5 separate regions of the Homo sapiens genome follow, and all the other regions are linked to region 1. Evidence: chromatin loops called from intact Hi-C (ENCODE). Cell type or tissue: mammary epithelial cell. All regions are shown on one strand. Each heading gives the region's core, and the rest is flanking DNA. Links, peaks and the distances in the headings are about the cores only.

Region 1 (6,406 bases), core at 764-5,763:
CTTCCCTTCCCTTCCTTTCCCTTCCCCTTCCTTTCCCCTTCCCTTCCTTTCCTTCCTTCTGTCCATCTTTTCTTTTCTCTCCTTCCTTCCTTCTTTCCTTCCTTCCTTCCCTGCCTCACTTTCTCTCTCCCTTCCCTTCCCTTCCCTTCCCTTCCCTTCCCTTCCCTTCCCTTCCCTTCCCTTCCCATTCCATTCCTTTCCATTCCTCTCTTTCCTTCCTCTCTACAGGGTCTTTTTCTGTCACCCAGGCTGGAGTGCCGTGGTGTGATCATGGCTCGCTGCAGCATCTGCCTCTTGGGCTCAAGCGATCCTCCCACCTCAGCCTCCGGAGTAGCTGGAATTCCAGGTGCATGCCATCATACCTGGCAATTTTTTTTTTTTTTTTTTTTTTTTTTTTTTAGTGGAGATAGGGTCTCAGTATGTTGCTCAGGCTGGTCTCGAACTCTTGGGCTCAAGAAATACTCCCTCCTCAACCTCCCAAAGTGCTGGGATTACAGGCATGAGCCACCGTGCCTGGCCCATTCCCTGGGTTTTCTTTGTGCAGCTACCCTGTCATCACTCTAAGTCCAAGTCATGGGGGTGAGGCTGACCCTGACCTTGGCTCCCAGGATTCTCATATGGCACAGGATTTGGCCATGAGAAACTTATTGCTTTGTACTTTTGATGAAGGTGAGAAATAGGTATGCTCTCTTCTGCTGGGACTCCTAACTGGGCAGAATGGAGCTGGAGCTGCTAGTAGCTAATTTTGCCACCACACTGGAAGAAACTGCCTGAAAAGGAAGCCAAGCAGAGGAGAGCAGACCTGAGAGGTGAAGAGCCAGATTCCTGACTACAGTGTTGGACTTTTGGACCCAGCTGTGCCAGATGCGCTTCAGATTTGTAAGTCCACATGGACCTTTTCTTCATAACGAGTTTGAACTAAGTTTCTGCTGCTTGCAGTTCCCTGCCAAACATAGCACCTAAGTCACAGCTCCTGGTGGTGTATTGGGAAGATGATTAGTTGAAGAGCTAATGCCAAGGGATTAATGTCTATAAAATGGGCATCCTAAAATAAACCTAAGAACTAAGGCGGTCTGGCCTTATTACATTTGGGGTTGATGCCAGGAAATACCAGGGTGCCTCTGGTCATTAACATCCCTCCCCTCATGCATCAAGTCCTCTCTCTCTCTCTGTCCCTCTCTTTTAAGTTTACATATTGGTTCAGGACAGAAATTGGGGGGTTTAACACTTTGAACTTGTGAGAGGGCCACTTCAAGATGGTTTAGCACACCATGAGTGCCTGGTTGCTCATTGGCAGGTCCTGTGCTAATAAGCACACCTGCCTGAAGTGTGCTTACACCTTGGCTCAGCCAGATTGTCTTATTATTTAGATGATGGCTAAAAAGTAGGAGGGGGTGAAACGGTAGCTCCCATGATAGGAAAATGAAAGCCTTTCTATATTTTTCTGTCTCTTCCAAGACACCTATTTTTAGGAAGTATGAAATTGGCAGGTATGTGCTGTCTTCCATTCTTTATACCTGACGGCTTCAAGGATACAGGCCAAACTGCAAAGTGTTTAGAGAAGAAAAATGCAAATGTATGCCTTAAAAAATTAGTCAGATAGGGGAGAGATTTGGAGATTCAAATGTGTGACTCTTGCCTTGTTAAACGTAAATGTGAAACATGATTACTAGCTATAACCAATTGGAAAGGTGTGGCTTCCCAGAGGTTCAAGAAGCAACTCCTGGCCACAGTTGCAGGAAATGAGGTCGGAGTGTTGTGTAAGGAGGCTGGCTGGCACACCACCTGGCAACCACTGCCAAACATTAGAAATTGGCTCTTGAAACTAAACCTGTTTGAATCACTGGCCTGAGTCAGCCTTGTTCACTGCAGCCCTGTCAAGGGGGCCAATACTGGGGCTCAGATTTTCCATGTTTAGGATCATCCTCCTTGCGTTGTCATATTGTTCTCTTTCAGGTGCTAAAAGCATCTTTCAAGTTATCAACATGTTCTTCTTTTAGTGCTTCAGTTTGGGGAACAAGATTTTTAAAGGTAATGTTGCAGACCTGCAATCTGGTTCATTAACCTCTCTTGGAGACTGGGTGTGTCTCGCTGTGGCTCCTATGGCACACTTATGTTTAGCATGCCAAAATGTTAAAGAGGATAGATATATATACAGTATGTATATGTCTATGAGTGTGTGTGTGTATATATATATAAATATATATATAAATATATATAAATATATATATAAATATATATAAATATATATATAAATATATAAATATATATAAATATATATAAATATATATAAATATATATATAAAAATATATATATATAAATATATATATATAAATATATATATATAAATATATATATATATTTAGGTTCCCAGAATTGGATTATAGTTCTTTGTTTATGATACATTCTCGATATTAGTTCATGCATGGACCATTTTTATTTGTTTTCTTAGTGTGACTATTCATCAAATATTTCTGGCCCTTGGCCCTCTGGGCATGTGGCTCGACTGCATTTCCCTATACACTCTGAAATTTGGTATGGTCATGTGACTTGCTTGGGCTGACAAAATGTAAGCAGAAGTGATGTGTATCATTTCTGAGCAGAAGCACTGAAGCAAGTGCATGATCCGCCATACACCCTTCCCCCTGCTATGGTGATCATGGAAACATTTTCCAACCTGGGTCCTTGAGTGGCTATGATGAACAGAGTCCTCCGGCTGATCTGCACTGGACATGTAGTATGGTCAGAAAATGCACTTATGTTGTGTTTGAGATTTTGAATTGTTGGACGGCATCACCTCGCCTACCTGCTTGTGGCAGTTAATAAGCTATTGTTTCTCAGTGCCTAACCCACCCTTCCCTAATCCCGTGTGTCTGGAGCTGGGATTTTGCTCCTCACGTGCCTCCTTAGCCAGCTGCTCCTGTTATGTTTCGCCAGTAGGGGGCAGCACACACAGAGAGACCAGAAGGCAGGAATAGGGCAAAGGGAGGGGCTCTTGGCTTTTCCCTGTTCTGCTTGCTGTTCCTGTCAGCATTGCTTCATCCATGGCTTCTCACCCTGACAGTGTCAGTTGGTTCCAGTTTCCAGCTTCTTCTGGCACGTTCAGGACTAGTTTTATTGTTCCCTGCCAGAGGCACCAGCGCAAGATGGGCAGGCTGCCCCTCTCAGACTCCATGAGGTGCCTTGTCTGAGTTTCCAGTTTCTGATAATCCTGGCCTTTTTCATTTTTCTAGCCCTAAGAGTGGTAGCTGATTCTTGTTACCATATATATGCTACCTTCATGTTCCTTTTTTTGCTTTTGAATTCCTCAAAGACTTATTTAACCCATTCCGTATGTTATCTCTGTTAAAATAATTAGTATGGTTTCTGTATTCTTGCATAGATCCTAGCTGATACACAGATTGATATAATTATCTTTTATTTTTTAAACATTTTTAAAAAATTTTATTATTGATTTATTTTTATGCAATAGAGATAGAATCTCACTGTGTTGCCCAAGCTGGTCTCGAACTCCTGGGCTCAAGTGATCCTCCTCCCTTGGCCTCCCAATGTGCTGGGATTATGGCCATAAGCCACTGCACCTGGTCTGTATAATTATTTTTAATAATGTAAGAAGCACTCATGAATTTGCTAACCTAAAACCAGGTCTAAAGGCAGTTCCTTGTAAATGACCTTTATTTAACCGTATAGCCTTTACTCCCTATTCCATTTTCCAGCCTCTTCCCACAAATGCTAATTGGTGGCCTTGATCCTATGTTTATCACTCCCTATTTGTCCCTTTTATGTAGTTTTTATTATATTTATAGGCATGCCTAACCCTAAAAATTATATATTTTAATTATAGTTGTTTTAGTTTTATGAAAAGGATATATATGGTATGTAATATTTTTACTTTTTAACTTAATTGCTAGAATTTGTCTATTATATATTGTTGTTTATTGCTTTATTTGTTTTTGAATTGCTGTGTAATGTTCAATTGGGTTAATAGCCTAAAGTATATAATTTGAAGTAAATTAGGAAAAGCAAACTCTAGGCTTCATATGATTTCAGTAGCAAGTCATGGAAACCAAGTAAATTAGGGAAAGCAAATGCTGGGTTTTATGTGATTTGAATACCAAAAGTTGATACTGAAAAGCAGCCCTACTGGTCTTTCTGATGTAGTTGATGACCGTATACTCTGGACTCATAGATCAAGCAGCGAGTGAAGAAAGAGTACACATCTCACTAAACATTTACATTTGCTAATGGGGTTTTTGTCTTTATACAATTTAACTTTTTATTTAATTAAAAACTAATCCAAGTGTGGAAAGAGAGTCAACACAGAAGGAAGATTAGATGGACCAGATAATCAGATGCCTCACTTTTTAAAGTTGTCTCTATGAATCAATGTCATCCTTAAAAGAAAAGTCATTTTCACTGAAGCTTGACGGCACATCATTTTCTGTGGGTTAGATGGGTACAAGGAGTTCATAAACTATAAAGCACTGGAAGTTACTAATAATTACAATTAATGGTAGTTACTATTCATTACAATTAATAGTAATTACAAAAACAGTTAACAAAAGAACTGAAAGACAGTCTTTCTCAGAGCAATTCTAAAGCCTTGCCAGTTTGTCTGAAGGCACTTACGTGGCAGAGCTTCCTTGCCCAGTACCAGCCAGTGAATTCCAGTGTTCTGAGAGAGAACTTGCGAAGAGATACTGAGCAAATAGTGAATAATAAAAATAACAGAAGCTAACATTTATTGAGTACCTATTGGGAACCTGGACCTGCTAAATGATTTATATGCATCATTTCGTTTTATCCACATAACAGGGTAGGTACTATCATTGTCTCCATTTTTATAGATGAGGAAATCAAAATCAAGAGAGTGTAAGCCACTTGTTCAAAGTCATGCAGCTATTAAATGGTGAAGCTGGAGTGTAAACCTAGGTCTATTGATCTCTGGAGCCTGAGTTCCTAATCTCATAATTCTTAACAAACTTCGGCCAAACACAAGCTCTATATTTTTGTTGTATTTGATACATTTTTTTTTTATAGTCATGTCAACTTCAAATTGTCTTTCTCAAATACTAGAGAGGCAGGGAGTAGAGCTTATATAGGCTGGACCACAAAATGCAAAGCTGTCTGAATTTTAACCTTATTTCTATATTCAATCACTTATTCATTCACACAATTATTCGTTCAACATTTAATGATGTGCCAGAAACTGTGCAGCTCCAAAAGAAAAATGATTTGTTCCTTCCAGGTGCCCTTAAGGATCAAAGTTAAGCCATACCTTTTCTTACTCTTAGGATACCTTTCCACGTTTGACTATGTCTTTACTTTTGATTTATTTTGGGTTAGTGGAGAGACACTGAATAGTTTTATGAAGGAAAATAGCACAATCAATGTTATATTTTTACTTTTTTAGAGGTTGCTTCTCTAGCAGCTGTCTAGAGGATGGGTAAAAGAATCATGAACTTAAGGCAAGGGACCCTTAAAGAGCCACTGAAATTGAAGGGGTCCAGTAAAAGATGATGAGGGCTCACATTAAGATGGAGCAGTGAGGACAGCTCAGAGATAGTCTTGTGCGTTGGTAGAGAGAAGGGAGTCAAGGATGACTCTCAGGCTCTTGACTTGGATAAGGAAACAATAGTGACAAAGAGTCAATTACTGAGATAGGGAATATACAGCAAAATAGACTATGGGGTAGAAAGAAGTTAATGAGCAGTTTGCAATGTGTTGAGTTTGAGATACCTAAGTCCATCTAGATATATGTGTTCATGAGACAACTGGTTATGTTATCTGATACATTTATATATTATACATAATATATATATGATGTATGATATATATAATTATACATGATATATTATGTATAATATATATTATAGATTACATATAAATTATATATATAATATATAATTATATAATATATAATATTATATAATATATTATATATATTATACAATTATATAATATATATAATATACAATTATATAATATATAATATACAATTATATAATATATAATACAATATAATATATATTTAATATATTATATAATACATATTTAATATATTATATATTATATGTTATATACTAAATATATAATATGTATTTAATATATACTATTATATATGTAATATATTATATAATTTATGTAACATATTATATATTATATATGCAATATATTACATGTTACATATATATTACATATAATATATGTAATATATAATATACACTATATTATTATAGTATATAATATACTATATTATGTAATTATATAATATAGTATATTATACACTATATTATATTATCATATAATTATATATTATATACTATATTACATATATATTATGTAATATAATATGCAATATGTTACATATATAATATATATGTATTATATAGTATATATACTATA
Region 2 (6,406 bases), core at 467-5,466, 360 kb after region 1:
CGTGAGTCCATGAATAGATTCCTGCTTTCCTTCTTAAAGCTCACAGAACTGATCTATTTCCAAGTAGCTGAGGCATACTAAAAGCTCCTAATCTGCCATCTTGGGCAAAAAAGGGTCCACTGTCCAATAATAAACACACACTTTTTGTGTTCTTATACATACATATGTACATACACACATGCATATGTGCATTCATGTACATGTATGTTGTATTAGTCTGTTCTCACGCTGCTATGAAGAAATGCCCAAGACTGGGTAATTTATTTAAAAAAAAAAAAAAAAGAGGTTTAATTGACTCACAGTTCCACATGGCTGGGGAGACCTTAGGAAACTTATAATTACGGCAGAGGCATCTCTTCACAGGGCGGCAGGAGAGAATGAATGCAAGCAGGGGAAATGCCGGACACTTATAAAACCATCAGATCTCATGAGACTCACTCATTATCATGAGAACAGCATGGGGGAAACTGCCCCCATGGTCCAATTACCTCTACCTGGTCCCACCCTTGATTTGTGGGGATAATTACAATCAAGGTGAGAGTTGGGTAGGGATACAGAGCTAAACCATATCATAGGTATACATATACATACATACATTTACATCCTCTTCCTTATCATTACATCTTCTTTACCTCTCCCTTTCATGTTCCCTCTGATTTTCTCACACTAGGGAAAATGGAATTACGTAGAAGGAAATTGCGAATGTTCAGTGTTATCAAAACTGCCACCTAAATACTAAATATAGACATTAACAGGTCAGAGTAGAAGAAAAGGATAATATTTACACGACAATATGTAAGATGTATTTTATAAATTGACATTTATTTGTAAGAAAAGGCTCTTATTAATTTAGTAAGTGATGGTTATACTATTAACAGTATAGAATATGTACTGCAAATTGAGAGTCCATATCATACTAAATGTCAAAACAATAGAGGCAATGCTATTAAAGATGAGAGTTATTGAAGAACATCAGTAATAATATTATTTATAATTTTTAAAAGCACTAGCCAATGCAATTAAACAAGAAGAAAAATAGGTATGAATACCAGAAAAGGTAAAATTATCATCAGTATTAAGTGATATGTTTAATTATTAGCCAGTGTAATTAGTCAAGAAAAACATGAAAGCTAGAAAAAAGGAGTGAAACTTAACATTATTATTAAACGTTATGATTATACCTATGAAACACAAGAGAATAAATTCAAGAATTGTTGCAAATGGTAGGATGTTTATGTGGCAATTAAAAATTATGGGAATATAGAATAACTAATAGCAGAAAGAGATGGTCAGATTGGCTTATCAAAACATTCAGAACCTATACAAAAAAACATTAAAAGTACTAGGAAATGATGTAAAAGAAATCTGCCTTGAATTAATAGAAGTATGTAACCCATTCAACTGTATAAGGGATTATATTGTAGATGTGGCAATTTTCCCTAAATCATTAATGATAGAATTAGTAACATTTATAGTACTTACCAGTAGCCAGGCATGGAGTTAAGTTTATACTTGTTTTTGTTTCTCCATTATCTTTACAATTCTCTTATGAAAAAGTGAAAGTATTATGACTATTTATATAGATGAGACAACAATCACAGAAAATTTAGCTTTCTCATGTTCACACAGCTATTAATAACACAGAGAACCTAAATATGCCATAGTCTCTCCAAGTTGTCAGATTTTATTTTGTATTCAACAATAATTCATTTAGAATATAAGATTAGTTAAGAAAAGTTAGGAGGAGTAATGTGAACAATTAAATTTGTTTGATATATATTTAAATGCTAACATATCTTGCATAGGTCTAGAAATAAAAAGGCAACTTAATGAAACAGAATGGAGAGATAAAAAATAGACACCAGTGCATGCACTTCAGAATATGAACAATTTCAAAATAACGGGAAAAGCTTCAAAAATCGTGTTATAATGATTGGGTATGTCAACTAAATTGTATATCATTACACCAAATGGAATCACATGCAAATGACACTTATGTGTAAAGAGTGAAAGAAAGTCATGAAAATAAATGTTTATGTGAATTTATAAATAATCTTGAGTGGGAAAAGTCTTTCTATGAATGAACCAGTATCCAGAATTTACAAATAAAGACTGATAAAATTTGTTTTAAAATGATTTAAAGCTGCTAAGAAAAAAAAACCTTATAAACACAATCAAAATTCAGAATACGAGCAAACATACAACAATTTAAAAGGTAAAGTTTATTTTTCAACACTTTACAAAGAAAATTTCCTTATTAAAAAGCACTCACAAATTAAAAAGAAAATGAGCCAATGGTAGTTCGCAGAAAAAGATTAATGAAGGCCAATAAAATATTTTCAACTTCACAAATAATGAGGTGAGATTCTGAAACAGAAGTTCCCTAATCTCACTCGCAGGCACGCGATGGGGGTGTGGCTCATTTCTTTGGTGCTCCGCTGCGCATACCCCTAGGGGAGCATGCAGACGGGCAAGTCCTGAGCATCGCCGACCCCACAGCACCTTCGAGGGTTGAGTGTTTACAAGCCCCCGAAACCCCGGTGGGCGTGTGTTACCATGCCACTCTCAGTGTTGCCCTCTGCAGGCCGCTTGTGTTAGTCAGCTCAGTTAGACCCTCTCTGCCTTGTCGCAAGGACAGAGGGCTTTCTGTATCCTGGGTTCTTTATGTAGTGTCCAGAAAAATTGGATCACACGTGGGGTTGGAGAATGAGTGCAAGGTTTTTTAATGAGTGGTGGAAGTAGCTCTCAGCAGATGAATGGTGAGCCGGAAGAGGAATGGAGTGGGAAGGTGGCCTTCCCCGGGGTTTGGGCCATTCAGCTGCTGGCGGGGCTCTTCTCCGACCACCCCCAGCGGAATTCCACATAGTCCTGCTGTCGATGACCTGCATTTGCTGGTGCCTGTCGGTGTGCTCTTCTGCTCTTCTTGACCTCCAACTGCTTGTGTGTTCTTCGGCTGGCATGTTTCTCTCAACATCCAGCCACTTGTGTTTGTGCCCGCTATGGTCTCTGTGTTTCTGTAAGCACAGGATGGGGGCATGGCAGGCCAGAGTTATCTTGGACATCGCAACATTTGGGTGTGAAAACACAACTGTCTGTCCTCACCTAGGTCCGTGGGCACAGGCCCGAGGGTGGAGCCCTCACCAGGGACCCCACCTTTCTATACCCAGCACTTCCCTGCCCCCCTCCCATATCAATTCCGTTTGTCTCTCCTCAAATTGTCAGATATTAAACAGTATTGGAGAGGTTGTGAGTGAATGGACACTCACAGGCTGTTGGAGGGATGGGCTACTTTCTGGGGCATAGTTGGTAAAACCCATCACAGTTAAAAATGACGTGTCTGAGCCCTTCTACTTCTAGAATGGATCCTAGAGATAGAGCCTCACGCATGTGCAAAGATTTGCTTGTTGCAGTAATGTTTGTAATAAGTCAAAATAGTTTAAAAATGATGGAAACTGAATTATAGAGTAGTACACAGATATTATAAAGAATGTGCCCTATATGTGTGTGTCTAAACACACACATATATGGATATATGGATGTATATACCTTTTAATTTATGTGCATCGGTAGTCTTGACTTATCCATTGTTTTGCTTTCCACTGCTTTAGATACCTGTGGTAAACCAAGGTCTGAAAATAAATTTAAAATTCTGGAAATAAACAATTTATAAGTTTTAAATTGGACACCATTCTGAGTAGCCTGATGAAATCTCACATTGTCCCATTCCGTCCTGTCTGGGACATGAATCAACCCTTTGCTGAGCCTGTTCGCTCTGTATATGTCTCTGCTGTTAGTCACTTAGTAGCCATCTTGTTATGAGATCAACTGTCATACTATTGCAGTGCTTGTGTGTAAGTCACCCTTAATTTACCAAATAACGGCTCCAAAGAGCAATAGCAGTGATGTTGGCATGTTGTTATAATTGTTCTATTTTATTATTAGTTATTGTTGTTCATCCTACTCTGCCTGATTCATAAAGTTTATCATAGGTATGCATGTATAGAAAAAAACTTAGTAAATGGAGGGTTCAGTACTGTCTGCGGTTTCAGGCATTCATAAGGGATCTTGAAATGTATCACCCATGGATAAGAAGGGGCTACTGTACTTAAATTTATATACTTATAATCTGTTTTATATAAATAGCTACATATAAAATATTAGTATCTATATACTTGAATGTTATACAAATTCTTAGAAAGAATGAAGATTCTAAGATTACAGTTGTAACCAGCAGTAATAATTTCTGGGGTATTGCTGAAGCTTTGCGTCCCATGACTTGTAGTTTTATTCCTATTACTCTCTGGATTTCTTTTTACCATAAGTGTATGTTCATTTTTGTAATTAAAAATCTAGTTAAACATTGATTCTCTTTTCATTTGACTCAAGAATATATTGATCTTACTCTTCAACTTTAATTAAGCTTCTAATCTGTATTCACAATGGTGGGTTTTATCATACCCTGGAGAGACAGCAGAGGGGATCTTTATGATCTTATCCAATGACCTCATTTCTTCATACATTATTAACTTTGTCCTCTATCACTAATGATAGAAAAATTATTTTTTATTGAGAACCTGCTAGAAGATAGACATTCTGTTGAAGGGTTTATCTGTATAATATAATTTAAGCTTCACTGCACCTATTTGGAATGGTAATAAGAACCCCATTTTATAGATGATAAAACTGAGACTCAGATGGTTTTTGTAACTTATCCCAAAGTAGTTGAATAAGAATGTAAGGCAGAGCTAATGTTCCTTTCACTAGTTTCTACTGCTTTCCTTGGTGAGTTATTTAGGATTTTTGTGTATCAGTCCACTCTCATCTTATGGGAATCACTCTCCATTTCTTGTTAACTTTTTGATTTATTCTCACTAATGAATACAACATGAGAAGATACTTTTAAAATCATTTGAAATACAGACTATAGTATCTCAGAGGTTACATCTCAAGTAACTTCAGGGACAGACAGATGAATGCAGTGGGAAGGAGCTAAACTGCAGGCCAGTGTAAACATTTCTGGGGTCCAACTTAGCACCATGACATGCCACGTGGGACCTCTCCACAAAAAGAAATGGTAAAATAGTACCTAAGAATCCTATTTTCACATGTTTTCTTATATTGAGAGGCCATATAGCATGATGGTCAGGAACATGAAAATGGAGTAGGGTAGACAATGGATCAAAATCCTGGCTACCTCATTTACCAGTTGTGTGGCCAAAGGCAGGTTGCTTACTTCTGCAAAGCTCAGTTTTCACCTCTGAAAAATTTTAGCAAATTGATTTCTTTTTAAAGAAATATCTATCCTTGCATTTCTATTATTCCTTTCTTAACTCTAAAGTCACCTTACTCTCTATGCAAAATCCATAAACAGGGACCTCAGTGTTTCTAATTTTCAATAGATTGCTTTGTTCAAAATTGTTAGCTATTTATTATCATTATTATTATTTTTTATTATTGATAGTATTTTTAGCTAAGGATTTTGGTAAGAAACAGGCTAGCCTTGAACTTCATCCAGGCAGAGATGTTGTTAGTACCAAAAGGATCTTAGAGTATGGCTGTTTCACAAAGAAAGCATTATTGAAAATTAAAGTTCAAGAAACATTGCCTATATGGTTATTTGTGGGTATTTAATTTTTAAAAAGTGATTTACTCTCCGAAAGTTATTAAAGAAATTTGGTGGCACTGGTTACCAAAAATCTGTCACAATTAAAGCAGTTGTATCTGAGTAAGAATCACTTCATTATAGATCATCACTAAACTGTCATTAAGCACCTGCTGTGTTATTAATAATAATCCAATGAACAATACCAATCTCCTTATTTTGTTTATTGTGCATTTCTACAACTTTAAGTGACAGAACTTTTTTCCATGTCCAGTATTCTTTGTAGAATAACTACTGAGGACAAGACCAAGGCATTTGCTTTAAAAATTCCTACATATTATCCCCCTATGTCCTTTAAAAGCCTCATTTTGTACCTTGCATGGAGTAGTGTTTTGATAATTTCTTTAGTAAAACTAATGACACACTTCAGTGCTACAAATTTTTATGTAAAAGAAATACAGTATTGATTCTATTCAGTGTTGCCCATTTGTGAAAATATAACCTGATGATGTTCTAGTTAATTATCATATAGTTACATAAATGTAACAGGAAAAATGCCATTTTCTATAGTGTTCACTACGAAATTTAGCAGATCTAAATCTAGATGTTGTTTTACATTTTCCTTGTCTTTGTTGTTGGTTTATTAGAGATTCTTTGAAAGTCTTAGCAAAAAAAGAAAATTTGTGTTTTCTCAAAAAATAAACAAAGTTGATCTCTGTGGATTTATTTGACAGAGGTTTAAAGATCCACTAATACTGACTGTGGCCACTAGTCCTAATCATGATTGTTAATCAGATATTTTGA
Region 3 (6,406 bases), core at 578-5,577, 590 kb after region 1:
TGAAATGGCAATTTTATAGAGGGAGAAAGGGAAAATTCTCCCTAGGAAATTGTAGTAGCATCATGTGCTGAGTCCCATTTTTGTTTGACAAATAGTTAAATAATTGAAATAATTAAGCATGAATTCCATTTTTAAAAACTCAGATCTATAGGATATCAAAAAAGATCAGGTTCAGGGCCAAAAGATATGCTTTTATACTTCCTTTACTCCTTCCCACTTCTCTTTACACAGTATTCAAGTGCTCTCTTATCCTCCCCACAAATAACTTACTCTCTTGTAGGGTTTAGTTTTTCCTTACCTTCCACCTCCTTCTCCACTCTTTATTTTTTAATTAGTAACTATTTTTTCCTCTGAGTTCTTAGTATGTGTGTCCCACTATGGCCAGTCTTCTCTGCTCAGAATTTGGTTCCAGGTGAGAGGCTCAGAGTCTGGGAAAGAAAATCTGTGGGGTTTGCTATTGCAAGGGACTAGTGGTAGTAGGTGGGTTAGTCTATGGACATTCCCACCTTCATTTTTATCATGTCATAAAAAATAGTACATATACTCTCCCTGCCTTTTAGAACAGTAGGTCTCAACCATGAAACTGTATATGCTTACCTCTATGGCTTTTAAAATATTCAGTGGCTTCTTCAGGAATTCAGATTCAATAGACCCTGAGTGTTTTCAAAAGCCCAGGGGGTGAAACTAATACGTGCTCTGAGTTAAGAATTACTTTTCTTACTCGATAAAAGGAACCAGAGCTTCTAGGAGAAGTGATTGACTTCAGCGCTGGGACAAGAAAATATAGTATGAGGTTTGAAACCCTTTATGGTGCCAGAAAGCAGAGAAATGTTCAGAAGAGAGAGGTTTGTCAGAGAAACACAAGAGACAAACCTGAAGGAACTAATGGCCAACACTGGAACAATTCGAGTCAGAAAATATTGATAGTATTGAATTTTACCCATGGAATCAAGCAAATTTCCATGAGTCCTTACTACTATAAATGAATAATTGAATAAGTAAATGGGAGCTACAGATAGCTCTTCCTCACAGTAGAATTTCCATTAATGTAGAAGGAAAAGGGAAATAGAGAATCACCATTAGGCAGACATCATAGTAACACATATTGTAGATAAATATCCACCAATGTGTGCTAAAATCAGTTGGCAAAAGTTTGAAGAGAAAGAGGATGTATATAGTTTCAAGGTATCTCCCCTAGGATGCTCATCAACTACAGAGAAGAAAATAGTAAATTTGCAGTGGAATAACCAAATACACAGTGACTGAAGTGACCAAGGTAAACATCCCCAATAAGAAGACATATCAATAGCATGAAACACTTGATATGATGCACTGAGCAGGACACAACATGATTTAAAAAATGATTCGTGCCAGAAATGAGTATCATCTTTATGGTGCTGAGAAAACATGGTAGCTCAGGACAGTCACACATTTTCTTCTTCCTGGATATACTGCCCTCAACTCCAGACCCCTGTCCAATACACACACCCTGGCCCTTCCTTTGGTAGGTTCTTATTTTTTCAGTGTTCTTCCAATGACTTCAGACATGTTATCTGACCAATCCAAATATGTTCTTCTATTGTTTTTCTCATAGTTCTTTCTTCGTAGCCCTTATCATAATGAAAGTCACACACAATCTGTCTCCTTGTTTAGTGCTGTACTGCATGCTCTTTGATGGGAAGGACCATGTATATTTGTTCATCCAGGATACTTGATACCTGACATGGTTTCTGAAATGCGTATGGAGACTATAAAGATTTTATAAAAATGAGAATGAATAAGTGGAGAAACAAACAGAAGAAAAATCCTGTTTCTGAAGTAGAAATCCAAAATATACTAAGAAAACAAAGTCACAAGACATGGGCTTGAATCATGTCTGTTACTGACTTTATGTGACTAGGCAAGTATATTTTAAACCTCTTTGTATTCTAGGTACTGCTAAATTTATAAAGTAAAGGGTTTGTATGAGTTCTTAGTATTGGAGAAAGATTATTATTTTAAATTATAAAATTGTTATTTGAGTTCAATAACTAAAACTAGAAGTTACTGAACTAGAATAACTATAAATATCTATTAGATGGTGAAATATCTGGTATCTGGTTCTATAAATGTTTAGTGGGTTCCTAGAACAATAATTAACTTCTCTGAGCCTTTTCTTATCAGTCCCAGAGATGGAAAATGGGTTTCATATGAATTGAGAGCTCTACTGAAAAGGCTAAGAGCCTTGCATTGACTCAGCACAATACAGTACTGTAATTGGGTACTGTGATTTCTGACTTGGGCACAAAAGGGTGCATAAGACATATGCTAGCCAGATCATTTCCATCCTTGGAACAAATGACTTACTATATTCTTTAAATTTCTGCTAATTATGTCATTCTATATATGTTAAATTGTTGCTAAGCCATAGACTAAGAAGTTAATGGGTAAGTCTATTGTGTCCAAGGCTCCTAGGACTTTTAGAAACCCCTTTAGCTTAACTTTACTACAAATTGCTGCTATTTCACACGTCCAAACAGGATTCTGTTGATAAACTGTAAAATCGATATTTTCCATTTAAACGGCTTGATTTAATAATTCACAGGGTTGATAATGTTTATTACAAATTTTGATTGTTGATATTGTTAGCAGAGTTAATCTATCAATCCTGCAGGTCTAACAATTTCCTTTGAGTTCTGTGCTGAAATGAAAACAACTGGGCACAGCATGCCATAACACACCAAGTTAAAAGGATCAGGAAGAGTCTAAATAGGAAATTACAGTCAACAGGATAGTACAAGTATTCTTAGATTTCCAATTGGCTAACAATGATGGATTGCAGCGCCACCTGCTGGTCAGAAGCATTGTCTTTTTTTTCTTTTTAACTGTTTTATGATTTTGTTGCCCTTTCATGGGCTTTTTGCTTGTATGTCATCTATAAATGTAGGGTTTATTTAGATAAAGTTTCTTCTTCAATCAGTTGACAAATCAAGCCATTCTGTTGCTAGCTCACTTTTGCTATAAAAGATAGAGCAATAGGCTTCAATGGGAAATATTTCTTGTGATTAAAAATTCTCAACCTTATTTTTTCTCCTATTTTGTATTACAAATAGAATCCCCCTGTAAGAAGCTAAAGTTAGAGGAGTCACAAAAATGGAGTGACAAGGCACCATTGGAATCCATTACATTTTATTCCTTTGGGTTTGTTTTAGCACTTCAAGTTTAGTATTATTTCTTAGGTAAATCCAGAATATCTGGAGTGTTCTGGACATGTCACAAATTATGGCTAGCAACCCAGCAGCATATAATGTGGCCTGAAGATCTTCGTTTTCTTAGAGTCTGACTGCTTTGATTGGCTATTACTAACTGCAGATGTGGTCCATCTTTAATCTCTCTCCCTGTAGGGCTGGCAGCAAAGGCACCAGATGCTAAATTAAACTATTAAACATATGATGATGTTAATATGAGCCAGACATCTTCCTGTCTTACTAGAAAAAAAATTTACTCATTTAAAAATAATATTTAACAACATATTTGAGTTATTTATTTTAATGATCTTTGCACATATAATTTTTATTTCAGGCAGTAAGGTACCTTAAGGAATGGATAATTGTTGCATCTGTTTCTCCAGAGGTCATAAAAATAATACAAACACTAAGCAATTCAGGCTAGTGTAGATCCTAATTGGTTGGGAAGGTTAGCAGCTAAATTTTGTGATCTCAGGGCATCATTTGAGGTTCATAATTCTTCAAAATTTTCTGGTGACCAAAGAACACAGATATCTTTTCAAGCTTAGTTTGGGCTTTCAAAATTTTATGAATTGTTGGCTTCATTGAGAATCTAAAGATTTATTCAAAAATGCAATCTGAAGAAATCAGAACTCAGTCTGACCTCAGGAATGCTTCATTTCTTTATTTCTTTATTTTCTGGTCAGAAAAGGAGAACTCATCAGAGGTTCCCATGGAAGAGTTTTATCTTAATGCTCGAAAAATAAAAGTAAATGCTGAGAGGTTGGCGCATTGGCACCTAACATTTTCCTGCTATTGACTGCCCTACTGCTTTTCATTTCTCTTATAATTTATTTCAAAGACATTTTCTCTTCTATTTTGATTATTCCCAAAGTGATTTTAGAACCCTTTTAGTGGTACATTATTATCTTCATAAATTATTAGAATATAATAATCAAATCTGAATAATTTCCTTTCCGTAGACAAAAGTACATGAACAGAAGAGACCATGAGATATGTAAATCATAAATAGGTTATTTTGTTGATGAATATGAGCTCATGGAGATAATTGAATAGAGATTTCTTTTAAATTGCACATTTTATTAGTGAATGTTTATACATTCCCTATAGCTCCCAAAATTCCTTTTGGTGCATGACAGATTTAATTTTAACCCTATTTTATACTTTTAAAACATGTTATTATTTTACTTTAAAGGAAGACAGTGATGTTTAGGAAGTACACCTGAAAGCGCCATATAAAGTATCCTTGTAAGTTATATTTGTTCTATGTTACAGATGTTTTAAAGCATAGTCCTTCTTCTGAAGAGCTCCAAACATTCTTTTAACTCATTCTAATTTTTCATTAGTGTTTTCATTCTAATTAATTTACACAGGACCACTATGGTAGTGGATGATAAATACCATTAGGTTTTTTTTTTTCCTAATGGAAAAGCTTTACCATAAAGTTTTAAGTTGCTTGCCTAAGTTCTTATTGTCCAAAAACATAAACTACATCAAATTTTTAAAAGACTATTTTTGAGTAGTTTTAGGTTCAGGGCAAAATTAAGAGGGAAGTACAGAGATATCTCATATATCCCTTCCGTCTACACATGCACAGCCTTTCTCATTATCAACATCCCGTACCAGAGTGGTACATGTTATAATTGACGAACCCACAATGACACATCATTATCACCCAAAGTCCATAGTTTACATCAGGCTACATTCTTGGTGTTGTACCATCCTGTGGATTTTGACAAAGGCATAATGACATGTACCCACTACTATAGTATCATACAGAGTATTTTCATGGCCCTCAAAATCATCCGTATTCTGCCTATTTGTTCCTCTCTCCCTCTACTCCTGGCAATCGCTGATCTTTTTTGGTCTCCATAGTTTTACCTTTCCTAGAATGTCATATAGTTGGAATTATATAGTATGTAGCCTTTTCAAATTGATCTCTTTCCCTTAGTAATATGCATTTTATGGTCCTCTGTGTCTTTTCATGGCTTGACAGCTCAGCTCATTTCTTTTTAGTGCTGAATAATATTCCATTGTCTGGGTGTACCACAGTTTGACCATTTGCCAACTGAATGATATCTTAGTTGCTTCAAAATTTTGGAAATTATGAACTAAACTCCTATAAACATCTGTATGCATTTTTTTGTATGAATATAAATTTTCAGCTTCACTAGCTAAATAAAAGAGGAGCACATCATGCCTGTAATCCCAGCTCTTTGGGAGGCCGTGGTGGGCAGATCGCTAGCTCAGGAGTTTGAGACCAGCCTGGCCAACATGGTGAAAGCCTGTCTCTACTAAAAATACAAAAAATTAGTCAGGTGTGGTGGCACGTGCCTGTAGCCCAGCTACTCAGGAGGCTGAGGTGGGAGAATCGTTTGAACCTGGGAGGTGGAGGTCGCAGTGAGCCCAGATCGCGCCATTGCACTCCAGCCTGGGCGACAGAGTGAGGCTCTGTCTCAAGGAGAAAAAAATAAAGAGAGAGAGAGAGTGGCACAATAAGTGAGAGTGTGAGAAGTGAGGCACAAAACTAAACTTACTCATATGCTAAGAGTAAGTTTAGTTTTGTAAGAAACCAGTGTACTGTCTTCCAAAGTAGCTTTACTATTTGCATTCTTACCTGCACTGAATGAGAGTTCCTGTTGTTTCTGTTGGTGGTGGTGTTTTCATTCTGGATTTTGACCATCCTAAAAGGAGTATAGTGGTATCTTGTTGTTTTAAATTTGCATTTCCCTGAAGACATATGTGGAGCATCTTTTCAGGTACTTATTTTCCATGTGTACATCTTCTTTCGTGTGGTGCCTATTGAGATATTTGGCCCCCTTTTTAATTGGATGTTTTCTTATTTTTGAATTTTAAGAGTTCTTTGTGTATTTTGGATAACGGTGCTTTAATAGATATGTCTTTTCCAAATATTTTCTCCCAATCTGTGGCTTTTTGATTCTCTTCATAGTGTCTTTTGCAGAACAAAAGTTTGTAGTTTTAATGAAGTCCAATTTATCAATTCCTTCTTTCATGGATTGTGCTTTTGGTGTTGTATCTAAAAAGTCATTGATAAACCCAAGGACATGTATGTTATCTCTTCAAAGGTTGACAGTTTTGTGTTTTACATTTAGGTCTATGATCCATTTTGAGTTATTTTTTGTGAAGGATGCAAGGTCTGTGTTTACTATTTTTTTTTT
Region 4 (6,406 bases), core at 815-5,814, 240 kb after region 1:
CCTGCTAAATGGAAACTAGTCTATGTGATGAAATCTTTCTGTATTGCTGTCTACTGAAGTTACGGTTTACCTTGCCTAAACATGAAAAGTTTGAGTTTCCTATACTGAGAGAACTAAATCTATTGGCCAGTCAGATGTTTCTCATCCTCCTTACTCCACATTTTGAGTTGTTCTATGACCACTTTTAAATAAGTAGTTTGCCTTTATTAAAACTGTCTGGTTAAAGATTATCAAGCTATAGTTTAAATTTGTAATGAACTCCACCATATTGTAATAAAGTAACAATTGGGAAAAAAAGGAAGCAATCTTGGGATGTAGAAAGAATGTTCCAACCATCTTGTGAGGCTCAGTTTTATGAGTAAAATACAGCTGATGAGGCTGGATATAGAATTGGGATTTGGGCCAGATTTACAGATAAGAGGAACTGCAATGACTGTATTTAATAATTTATTCAAAACTATTTATTGAGTGCCTCTGATGGGCCATGCATCTTGTTGGATGTAAGGATACAGTGATGAACAAGATCAGCAGGGTCGCATATTCCAGGAGCTTATTATTCAGTTGATGGGGAAAGGCATACTCTATTTCATGTGAAAATTCCTTGTAATGTTGAAATAGGGTAATATCTGTAAAGAGTATAACAAGCTGTATTTGCTCAACAAACATTTTTTTTTCCTTTCTGCTTTGCATCTTTGTGTACTGGATATCTATTTGTGATCAGTTGCCAAGAAGATTTAGCATTCATGCAACTTTCTTTTTGACTGCTGATTGAATGTAGGTCATGAACTTATCAGTGATGTAGAGAAAAAGATGACTACACAAGTGTACTCTGTAACTCATGAGAAATAAAAGAGAGAAGCATGTGTCCATAGTGGGAAAGCAGCCATTTCAAAGGTAGACATCCAGATAAGTCATGGGATAATTCAGAGAGATTAGAAGAAAGTGGTTCAGAATCTCCCCCCACTCAATCAATTGATTATAAGTAATATAGATCCCCTTGCTAATATCATAGTGGTATCCTTGGAAACTCATAGTTCTGATGGGAATGATAGGAGCCAAATTTCAAGTTATTAGGTTATTTAGATTCACCTCCAGGGTCTTCCATCCTTTCTGAGAAAGCATCACTTTAAGGAGAAATGGAAAATGAGAGATTACTGTCAGAGAATGACTGCAGGCTCTTTAAGCCAGTGACGATGTCTATGCAAGGTAGGGTTGGCTAGGCTAGCAGATAGATTTAAAATATACTAGATTAAAAGGCAGTAAAATCTTTCAAGCTGCCATTTGAACCACATTGTTCTAGACTTATTCCAACAATTACTGTTAAAGACTTAGCAAGTTCTGCTACATTAACTCTTTGACTTGGTTCACTTCTGCTATGCAATACACCGCTTATGAACTGCTTGATAGCTCTGGACCAAAGGCTGTGCCTCCTTGACCTGGGCTTATCCTTATGTTGCACAGTGAAAGAACTGATTTGTCTTACAGTGTCAGTGTCTTCATTCCTTATTCACTTAACAACATTGGCTTTACCGAGTATTAACCGCATGTCAGATACTCTTCTAGACACCAAGGATACAGCAGTGAAAGAAACAGACAAAAACACCTGCCTTTGTGGATATGATTTTGTATTGTGTGTGGTTTGGGATAGGGAGAAATACATAAACATAAAAGTTAAATTTTATAATATTTAAAATGTGTAAAACATAGATCAAAGTAAGGGGATCAGGAGGGATGAGGGAGAAGAAATCTTAAATGGGATGGTGATATTAAGGTAAGAGTTCAGCCAGACTTAAGAGAGAGTGTGTCAGGAAGATATCTAGAAAGAGTATTCCAAGCAGAAAAAAACAAGTGAAGATGCCTGAGGCAGGAATGCGTCTGGTGTGAGAGAAAATCATGAAGAAAGTGACTGTGGCTGGAACAGAGCAAGAGGGGAGAAATGAAGGAAGGAGGTTAGAGAAGGACTGGGCTCAGGTTTTGTAGAGTCTTGTAAGCCATAATAAGACCTGTCAGTTTCCACTTTTGCCTTGCCATGTATAATGCCTCTGTTACTTGGCAACCATCAATCTTTTGCACTTGTTTCAACACCTAACAAGGGTCAGTTTATGATACTTGATTATCTAAGCATATGGAAAGAATGGCGGGAAGGCAGAAAGAGAAGGGTTCATGGTCTCCACAAAGTTGCTGATTGGTTAGACAAATTGCTAAGATTGATTGTTGGCAATTGATGAGTGGTTTGTAGTTGGTTTTTGCTATCTGAAGGCGTGAATGCACCCCACTGGCTGTAGGCATGAATCTTTGACATGAGATAAGGAGGATGACTGGAGAATTTCCTAACTCAGGAGCTGCCAGAGAGACTCCAGCTTCTGTCAATTGAGGTATTCTACATCCACAATGCTGACAGGTATCAGTCACTTTTTAGCCATTTGAACATGTTCAAAGAGCCATTTCTTGGTACAGGGTTATTTTTTTACTTGTTTGACCATATGTAGTTTTAATTTTAGCAGTTAATTTTCACATTTTTCATCCATTTTTTGGAATGTTACCTTTTGGTCTTTTATTTTAAAAAATCATAACGACATTTTAATCCTTTGCTTTTAAAATGAGGAACAGGAAGCACTAGCATAAAGGGAGAGTTCTAAGGATCCTATTCAAACCCTGAAAATATGGGACACCCCTTTTTCTCCTCCCCGAAACTCTGTAGGGCTTTTGATGATTGGAAAAACATTTCGAATCCCAGCCTCAGATAAGGAAAGGCAATTTCAAGAAGTCAGCCCCCCTGGGAAGAGTCACACTTCCACTACAACTAAATGAAACAGAGAAAATAGCTGAACACTTGGAAGAATCAGCAGCTCTTCATTTTTCTAGTAACATATGCTACCTAGATACCCATAGATGTTTTTGTATTTATATGACGATGCCATTGTTCCAGGAACAATGTTCAGACCCCATAGCTTATACTAACACTAAATTCAGAAAATGTCAAATGTAGTGAGATGAATATAAGTTGATCAGTTCTGACCATGAGATTCAAATTCTACCTAGGGATGTTAGGTAATTCAGAAAATGAGGTAATGTCATGTGTCTTTAGTGACTTAGAGTATGCTGAGGTGACATCAACCCACAGAAACACAAATTAGAGCCAATGAATCAATTACAGCTGAGAGAGGCTGGGGCCTCTCTCAAGTCGATTGAAAGTTGTGGCCTTTGAAAGGACAGTGAGGCCAGAAGAAGAGGCATTTGCAAAGCAGAGAAACATTTAAAAACATTTAATCTAAAACATAAAATGTCTTACCAGTCATTCTCTTCTCCATTTCAGCCTCCACTCATACTGCCATGCTAGATATTTTTTCATGGCCTGATAGCAATTTGGATTATATTTTCCATTTCTGGGAAGTTTGTCTTCATAATAAAATAAGGTCCCACTTGTTTGAAGCCAAGTGCATGGTGAGACAGAAAGGAATGTCTCTTCTAGGCAACCACCAGGGGGTAGTCTGGATCTGATTTTAGAGTAAGTGAGGAGCCCAAACTGAGGTGGGTTTGAGAATTCAGGGTTTTTTTTGGTGTGTGTGCCCATTCTTGGTTTCGGTCTTTAAACCTTGGGAATCCAGTTTCAGGACTGCGTTATACTTTGGGCATAAAGAAACTTTCCAAAAGCAATTTGTCTAATCATATTTTGAGAGGCTTCTTGACTTCTTCCTCAACAAATGGCTTTTTAACATCTGCACTGGTGAATCTAGGCCTGGGGTCCCAACTAAGCTCTCAACCCTCAGAACTTCAAACCTTTCACCTTCAAATGACCCCGAGATTAACAAGCTGATTTCCTTGAGGTCACAATAACCTGGAATAAGTCTCCAAAGCATAGATACCCTTAAAAAGCCAGAGGAAACAAATTAGCATTCTGAGTGGGAACTGTCCTATCAGTCACTTTGCCTCTTAAGGACAATTAAAATGTGGTCAGGCTGGCCGGACGCGGAGGCTCAAGCCTGTAATCCCAGCACTTTGGGAGGCCAAGGCGGGCGGATCACGAGGTCAGGAGATCGAGACCATCCTGGCTAACACGGTGAAACCCCATCTCTACTAAAAATACAAAAATTGGCCGGGCGTGGTGGCGGGCGCCTGTAGTCCCAGCTACTCGGGAGGCTGAGGCAGGAGAATGGCGTGAACCCGGGAGGCAGAACTTGCAGTGAGCCGAGATCGCGCCACTGCACTCCAGCCTGGGCGACCGAGCCAGGCTCCGTCTCAAAAAAAAAAAAAAAAAATGTGATCAGGCTGAGAAGCCAAAATATAATTCCATAATTTTAATTAGAATATGACTTTCACTGTATCTGATTCATCCAGATAAGTCAGTTTTATTTCTTATTTATTTTATTTTTATTGAAAAATTGGAATGGTAAAAATTTCTAATAGTACTGGAGGCTAGAAAATAAAAAGTAAAATACATTTCTACTCCATAGTCCATCTCCCTTTTCCAGAGATAACCACTACCAATAGGGTCTTGTTTATTCTTCTAGAAAAAAATGTATACATAAACATATATATTCCATTTTTTAAACGAGTGAGAACATCTCATGTACACACATCTGTGTTTTGCTTTTTCATTTTATTTTTACTATATGTTTTTTTGGGAGGTTCCTTGAGAAAATGTCTTTATGATTATGGTTGAGTATACATCTTGGCAAAACTGCTAAGTCTGTGTTTACGTGTATTTGAATTTTTGTTTTATTGAGGTATAATTGATATGTGAAAAATTTTCATGTTTAATGTATATATTTTGATGTATCTGGATATATGCATACATCTGTGACCCCATCATCACAATCAAGATACTAAACATATTTTAGTTTTTGTTTTCATCTCCAAAAATTTTCTTGTGTTTTTTTTGTGTTTTGTGTGTGTATGTGTGGCAAGAATACTTAACATGAGATCTCCTCTTAACATATTTTAAAGTGTACAGTAGCATGTTATTAACTATAGGCACTATGATGTATAGCAGATCTATAGAACCTCTTTATCTTGCATAATAGGACTTTGTACTCATTGTGCACCAACTCCCCTTTCCTGTATTTTAATTTTTTGATGGATATTACCAGGTTGCCTGCCAAGGAGACTGCCCCAATTTCTACTCTGATTATCATAATTTGAAAGTATTCATTTCTCCGTACCATGGCCAATACAGTACTTTCAAAACTTTTGATCTGTGACACTATATTGGATAAAAGGTATATCCCACTGTTTGAGTTGGCATATCTTTAGTTATAAGTCAGTTTGAATATCTTCTGACCTGCATATAAGCCTTTTGTAATTCCTTTTCTTAGGTTTCATCTGGATTATCATGTTGCCTTCTGGCACCTTTGAGGACAAGAACAACACACAGTCTTTGAGGTCATATTGTCATTGGTGTTGGCAATGACATTTAGCAGCTGTGTGTAAACACAGTATTGTTTCATTATAAAACTGTGGTGAAAGATAAGGGTACTTTGATTGTTATAGTGGGAGAGAAACATTATACATCCCATCTGACAGGCACTTGATTAGTATTGTGATACCACACAGTCTATGCTCTGTAAAATGTTTGCATTTCCCTTTGAAATGGATTTTACTCCTTTACTCCTTAAATAAAAACATTCCTCATAATTCTTATACCATAAACTGCTACAAACAGCCAGATTTATTTTTGTCAACTTGTATTTGAAAATCTTTTGCAGCATTATTTTAGTCTTACGAAAAAGCAAATTGGTCATGATTAACATTTAGAAATATCTTTTTAGTAAGCAAACATTTTCATTCAGTATATTCTCTGGCAATGCCTTTTTGAGCTGCTTGGCTTATAAACACATAATATACACTAATTGTGGAAACCAGGAAGCTGGTATTCTCTCTTATTTTGGTAGAAGCTGCTTTGCATAGGTTGTATTTATTAGCTATGCTGGTGACACACATCGTCTGTGACTAATGTGGAAATGCTGATAGTTTACAAGCAGCAGATAAAATAGGCCTTAGGATGTGAATAAATTTAGGATCAGTACATATTTTTAAAATCCTGCTAAAAACCAAGATAAAAATAAAGAAGCAAAGATGGTTTTCATTATTATCATGACCAGTACTTTTAAAATGGTTTTCTTAGTGAGGAATAGCAGCCTCAGGGCAGGGGAAATATAATGGGATTAAAATAAAACTAGTGCCATGATCTTAATGTCTAAATAGATTAATTTTACCGACACAGGAAGCTATAATATCATGTCTCTGGTAATAACTGGAACATTCTTGGCCATGTTTTTGGAATTTACACGAGTGGCATACTCTAATCTCTAGGGGAAGCCTAAAGATTCCCAAAGATTCCCCACTCATTTCCTACCCCACCACCTGTGGCAGACAGATTTTAATATGGCTTTTGAGGTCTGTGTCT
Region 5 (6,406 bases), core at 558-5,557, 1.4 Mb after region 1:
TGAATCATTTGCAAAAATATTTCCTCAGTTTTCATACATTTTATGGCAAACCTTCAACACTTATTTATTCCAGATGCTAAGATTAAGACATCTGGTACAGTGTGAGGAAACACTATTTAAAAAGAAAAAATACATTGAATTTAGTTGTGCTAGTAACCAAATTAAGTATAAGAAATGTTATAACAAAACTGAGATTGTATTACATATATGTACTTGTCATTTAAATTGAGGCTTGAATCATAATGGCACCAGAATTTTCTGTTTCCTTCATCTTTGATTCTGACTGTCCATGTCTTGATCATTCAAAACCTTGAAGATAATTTTAAATTCAAATTCAAAACCTTGAGAGCTGATTGTCTGGTTCAGACCTTCAATCTGCTTAGAAAAATGTTGTCCAAAAAGATATATTATTTGTTGAAGAGCATATAGACAGTAAGGGATAGAACAGACAACTTCATCACTGGACTTTTTGCCCTCAAAAGATCTTGTATAAAAATCAGACCTGCTTTTAAAATAAAAGAGCATCCCATGTTTCCACTGCTTTTTATATTGTCTTTACTTACATCATCATTAAGTCAAAAGACATAAAACAGGTTTTGATTGCAGAATAGTAACAACAAACGTTTTCCCATATTGGGCACAAGTCTTCCCTTGGCCTTGTAATAGCCACTTAACAGGTGTGGCAGGAGTACTGTTTTAAGGACTAAAGATTCTTACAGAGTGTGAACAATAACAAAGATACTCAGAGCTCTGTGGGTTTTGTTTATGTTTTGCTTTATTTTATTTAAGATTTCATACTTCTGAGTGCCATTTTTTGGTCTCAAGAAGTGAGGCTAAAGTTGTGTTCAAAATTTGCTACAACTCCTCAAAGCCTTTTGTGAGTGCCTCCTTCAGACTTGTCAACTGAGACAGTTCACCAGTTATAACATGAAGTACTGTCTTTACTCCCAGCCTTCTTCCTTTCCCGGCTTTCTTCCTTCTTCACTCTTGTGCAGTATAGAATTGATGTTGTGACTTGGGAGACTGAAACCTCCATTTTGCAAATTGGTAATATGATTTAATTATCTATATTGCTGAAAGCCATTGAGATACAGGGTGAATTTCTAATATTCGGTAAGCATCATTCAAATATTTTATCTAGATCTCCCTTTGTTGAAGAAGGAATACTTATTAATCTGGAGAAGTTGTGGTAGTTGTTGTTTTTCAAATCTTAATTAAGCACTATTGCCTTTTTGTCCTTAAAAGCATATGGGGAGACAGTTAAATGAGTTTTCAATGAAAAGTGAGCTGATGGCTCTTGTTTAGTACAAGGAAAACCGATGAGCTGTTGGAAGAGTTAGAAGCCATTACCAGAGATAAGGCTCTAAATTAAAGCTGAACTATAAACTTCAAAATTGAGTAAGGAAAAAAAGGATGGGAGAACCATTACCTATCTAATTATGATGCAATTCAGTGGCAAGTATGTAAAGTTTATTTCAAGTACTCTAACTATACCAGCAGAAGTTGTCATTGCACATAATTGTTTCATTAGTTATGACTTGTAAACACATGGAAACATGATTCAACTGCCCCTTTTGCAGTCAAAGAAAAGTGTGGCTTCCCTGATGAAGTGTTGATTCCATATTGAGGTTTGAACTGACAAACCCAGCTTATACTGTACTTTGAAATGCTCCAAGCCCAGATTTTTATTTTTTTAACTACCCTTGTTTTAAATATCTTTCAAAAAGACAACGAGCTAAATAACCAATCTAATAGATAGATAGTGATTTAATTAACCTCAATGATTAAATCTGATCAGTTATTTAGAATACAGTCATTCATTTCCTGGACAGGGAAATGTAAATATAATCTATAGTTTTTCACAGAAATAATTTTGTTGTTGTTGTTGAGACAGAGTCTCGCTCTTGCCCAGGCTGGAGTGCAGTGGCGCAATCTCGGCTCACTGCAAGCTCCGGTTCCCGGGGTTCATGCCATTCTCTTATCTCAGCCTCCCAAGTAGCTGGGACTACAGGCGCCCGCCACCAAGCCCAGCTAATTTTTTATATTTTTTAGTAGAGACAGGGTTTCACCATGTTAGCCAGGATGATCTCGATCTACTGACCTTGTGATCCGCCCACCTCTGCCTCCCAAAGTGCTGAGATCACAGGCTTGAGCCACCGCATCCAGCCAGAAAAAAATTCTTAAGACTAGTAAGAAGACAGAGAGGACAGGCCCAAGATAAAAAGATAGAGCTATACATAGGGACAAGGAGGAAACACAGTAAGTCTTCACTTTAGCATCACCCTCCGGAAAAACCCTGGGCTACTTTCCTTTGCTCATTCCAGGAGGATCTAATTTAGAGTGTCCTTCTTTGCTCATTGGGCGCTTGCTTCCAAGGAACGATAATGGACGGAAAGAGATGTAACCACTAGCCTGGGAAATTTATCACTGAAAAAGGGCAACAAGAACGTGGACACTAATGCAGGAAGACAAACAAACCCACGCAGCCACCAAGAGACTAGCTTCAAGAATCAATTTATTCTTCCCATTCTCATTCACCTCATGGGGGTCAAGACAACTTGACTTTAATAATGCGATTTTCAAACCACTTACAAATCACGCAAACTGTGGTCTTTCTGATACGCTCTTAGGAGAGGGACTGTTTTTTTGCACGGAGGGATTAGCAAATCCGACTGCATGTATGCTTTTGAAGCAGCTTTAAGTTTTAAAAGGGAAAGGCTTCCATCTACTGGATACTTTGAGTAATAAAGACTATGAGAATCCACATGACAGATTTCCTTTTGTGCCGGCAATGCATAACCTGGCATGTTCACTTAGAGGTTTTGTAATTCTTTTAAAATACATTTTGTTGGAAGGACGTAGTTGTTACTGAATACGTTCAGCTTTTACAAAATACAAAGCCCACAATATATCACAAAAGAGAGACAAAAGGAATATATAATTTGCCCTTCTTTTCATTTGGAAACAATTGGATGGAACAGTTAAATACCCAACAAAGACATTCTATTTGTTAAGAAAATCCACAATAAGCATAGCTTTAACTGGAATATGAAGATGGTTGAAACAGAATGGGGTGTTTCAGTCACCTCACTTTTTTTCTTTTCTAAAAATTGTATTACTTTTAATGAGCAAATCTCATCTTCATTAGAGTCTGCCTATTTTGAGTTCAGCTACTTCTATTTAATGACACATATTTTTGCTAATATATTGCATTATATAGTCAGATAAGAACACGGGTCTTTTCCTGGGCATATTTTGTAGATGGGATACATTTGAGCTAAATCATGTAATCTTTGTTCAAGTCAGCACATAAAGATAAAAAATCTTTTTTCCAGCAGATAGATTTTTTAAAAGAATGTAAGAATTAATGCCTTTATTTAAAACAAATTTAGTTAATAAATTTTTTAAAAGTACACAGAGTACAACATTTTAGTGTCTGAGTCTTAATGAAATCTCTTAAATTTATATAGAAGTCAAAATTAATATCAAAATTGTACTGAATATCTTTTATACCAAAGAAAACAAGCAAATTACAGGTTAATAGTGTCAACTTTTAACTATGAGAATATTATGGCAAAAAGGACAAAACTGAAAAATCATGAGAATTTTTTTAATTCAAACTCATTAATATGTAGGACAGTATTATTCGTGGATTTTCCATGTTTCCATAAAGTGAGGTTGAAGAAATAAAGCAGAAAAATCTTAAGACTTGCCCCCTAAACTATAGTAAATATCTAAGGATTTGCAGATGCGTTCTCTCAGCTTTATACCTTCCTTTATAAATTAATAAATATATAATCCCTCACACCTAGAAAAGACTAAGTCTTGCTAAAGCAGATTCCTGTCAGGGTTACTGTAGAACTTATTTTGAATATTCTTAGTACCAGAACCTGGAATATAATACAATGTTAGGATCTACCTAGTTCAGATATATCTTTATAATTCTACCTGCAGGATTACCTCAAAATAGTATTTTTGAAAACAGTGAAATGATGTGCTGAGAATAATAGGCAATGTAAATTGTTCATATTTAAATATATATTAGCTTGGTAAGTATATACAACAAATATTAAATTACAGAAGATACTATGATAATTCCTCTTTGATAAGGACCTAAATCTTTTCATTCAGTGATATCTTTTCTGGGTTGTCTGGGTTCTGTTCATTGTCTTTTTTGTGACCAAGCTTTTTTACACATTTATGGCCCATGCTGATTGACAATGGAAATGTTTATTTCATTTTTGCAACTGAAAATTTCTTGGCATTTACAGAAGAAAGAAAAGAAAGAGGATGGAAAGAAGGCAGGCAGGTAGGAAGGGAGGGAGGGAGGAATTAGCCTTTTCTTTGCACTTGCTCCTCTAACTAAATCAAGCCCAGAACTTCTAAATATAACAATAAAGGAAGAACCGCTCATAGGCTTTAGTCCATACATTCACCTCAAATTATTCAAATGAGACTTCGCTAAAGCCTAGGGGAGAACACAAAAGAAATAAAAATGAAAAGTTACATTGGCGTAGTTAATCTGACTTAAAAATAATAGTTCATTCATTCATCATTTATTATCTAATATGTCCCAGGCATTCCTCTAGGTCCTAGGGATCTAGAAGTACATGAAACAGACAAAATATTTTTTCTTCATTGTACTTCCCTTCTAGTATGAAGACAGACAATAAATAAGATTATGATAGTAGCTGAGGAAATTAATAGATCATGAACAGGAACTGGGTGAAGAAGCAAAGTCATTTTAGATAGGGTAGTCAGAGAAGGCTTCACAGAAAGAGTTTAGTGTTTTGATCATATGATGCTGTGACCTAGAGGAAATCAAAGCTCAATCTCTAAAGACGTGCCACCCTTTTGGAGTGCATTCCTTTTTGGCTGGATTATCTTGGCTTTCTTCCTTGTGACTACATTTATATGACCCTTGTCCTTATGGAGTGCCCCCAACCTCATATACGCTGCTCAGATTTCAGACCCACAGACTATTTTACCTTAAGTTCCCTGTCTGGAGAACGAACACAGAGAACGCCAATTCTCTGTAAAGGAAACACACCACATTTAAGTACAACCCACATTCAAGAGGTTCACTGGGATCGCAGGAGGAGGCTGTTCTGCTATACTTGCTCAATATTCAGATTAAGAAGTAATCATTTATCACAAACGTTACTGAGACTCCTTGGTTGACTATCTTAGGAATGATTTGAGATGTGCAGCCTTGTGCCTTCACTTGAGACAATAAGGAAATACGTAACTAATATTTTAAGTTAGGGAGAAGGACTCACTTCCACACCTCCTGCTATTAGGAAACGCTTGAGCTCTAGGAAATATATTTCAAAACCATTATCCATCTTCTCTGTTGTAGGCAACTAATGTAATGTAGTTTACACATGCACAGAATTGCATTTTATTCTGCCTATGTTTAACAATGCAGACCGCAGATTGGTTGCAACAATTTGCTGTCTTACAAAAGTATGTAACAAATGTGAATTTTTAAGTCACAGATAATTTTTCTTCGCACCCATTGACCAACCTCTCACATTCCTCCCCTCCCGATTCTCTGGTATCGACTCTTCGGCTCTGCTTCTATTAAATTTTTTTTTTAAATTTCACATATGAGTGAGATTAACCCTGATTTGATCATTATACAACATATATAGTATTAAAACATCAAATCGTACCCCATAAGTATTTACAATTACAATGTGTCAATGGAAATAATATAAATATTTTTAAAGATACTTTTCCTTGAATGAACAATTGATCTGCAACATTTTGTCATGATGCCTCTACTTTGGCTTGGATTGTCAAGACTCTTCTCTCTTCATTTAAAATTTGATAAACTGTGACTTTAAAATGTTTCAGGCCCAGTCTCAAGGAAATTTCCTGTTACAGTACGTAAAATGAAACCATAATAACGGCAGTAATTTCAGAGGACATAGAATATGTGGCTAGAAATACATAATGTGTGCTTAATAAATGATGCTAGCCCTTTTAAAGCAGAAAACAAAACTACATTAACTATGATATTAAAAAAACTAAATGTTATGTCATTCGCTCATCTTAGTAAAATGGTTAAAAATTTTGTATTTTCATATGATAATAAAGACATATCATATTGACTAAGGACTACCAATATGTCTTAATAAAATAAACTCACCTTGTAAAATGCTATGTAGCTTTCTCTACTTTTTTTTAGAGCCTTAAACTAGATTTTCATAAACCAGGTTTTATCAAATGTTCTTAACATTTTCTTAATCTTACTACAGACTATCTTTAATAGTAGATATCATGGTTATGAAGCTGTGAATGAAAATTAAGATATTGCTTAAGTGCAAATAATTTTAAAGTAATTAATTTTTGGTCTATTAACATTGTCTAATAGTCTCCTACATATTCAATTCCTTAGAAG

Evidence for each region. Peaks named below come from ENCODE experiments on the same cell type or tissue, not always from the same donor. Only the 100,000 strongest peaks of a DNase experiment are listed, where the experiment ranks them.
Region 2: a loop joins it to region 1, with 8 times the contacts of the local background. A loop is called at or near these places in 4 of 110 quality-filtered maps.
Region 3: a loop joins it to region 1, with 21 times the contacts of the local background. A loop is called at or near these places in 15 of 110 quality-filtered maps.
Region 4: it touches region 1 in a loop (22-fold over the local background); 4 of 110 quality-filtered maps call a loop at or near these places.
Region 5: it touches region 1 in a loop (11-fold over the local background); 10 of 110 quality-filtered maps call a loop at or near these places.

What each region holds. Positions count from the first base shown.
Region 1 is chr2:152,923,114-152,929,519 of GRCh38, forward strand. No RefSeq gene overlaps it. Among named protein-coding and RNA genes, the nearest start is that of ARL6IP6, 210 kb to the left of the region's middle. In mammary epithelial cell, for the core only: a CTCF peak has its summit at 2,939 (motif pointing right); DNase peaks (open chromatin) are centred at 1,788 and 2,958; H3K27ac peaks cover 1,269 bases.
Region 2 is chr2:153,284,769-153,291,174 of GRCh38, forward strand. It overlaps a transcript of GALNT13 not described here. Among named protein-coding and RNA genes, the nearest start is that of RPRM, 190 kb to the right of the region's middle. In mammary epithelial cell, for the core only: no CTCF peak of the experiment used is centred there; no DNase peak of the experiment used is centred there; H3K27me3 peaks cover 120 bases.
Region 3 is chr2:153,516,648-153,523,053 of GRCh38, forward strand. It overlaps a transcript of GALNT13 not described here. Among named protein-coding and RNA genes, the nearest start is that of RPRM, 41 kb to the left of the region's middle. In mammary epithelial cell, for the core only: a CTCF peak has its summit at 2,829 (motif pointing left); no DNase peak of the experiment used is centred there.
Region 4 is chr2:153,159,777-153,166,182 of GRCh38, forward strand. It overlaps a transcript of GALNT13 not described here. Among named protein-coding and RNA genes, the nearest start is that of RPRM, 320 kb to the right of the region's middle. In mammary epithelial cell, for the core only: a CTCF peak has its summit at 3,484 (motif pointing right); no DNase peak of the experiment used is centred there.
Region 5 is chr2:154,373,120-154,379,525 of GRCh38, forward strand. All of the region lies in intron 9 of GALNT13 (polypeptide N-acetylgalactosaminyltransferase 13), which reads left to right. Among named protein-coding and RNA genes, the nearest start is that of GALNT13-AS1, 81 kb to the right of the region's middle. In mammary epithelial cell, for the core only: a CTCF peak has its summit at 2,728 (motif pointing left); no DNase peak of the experiment used is centred there.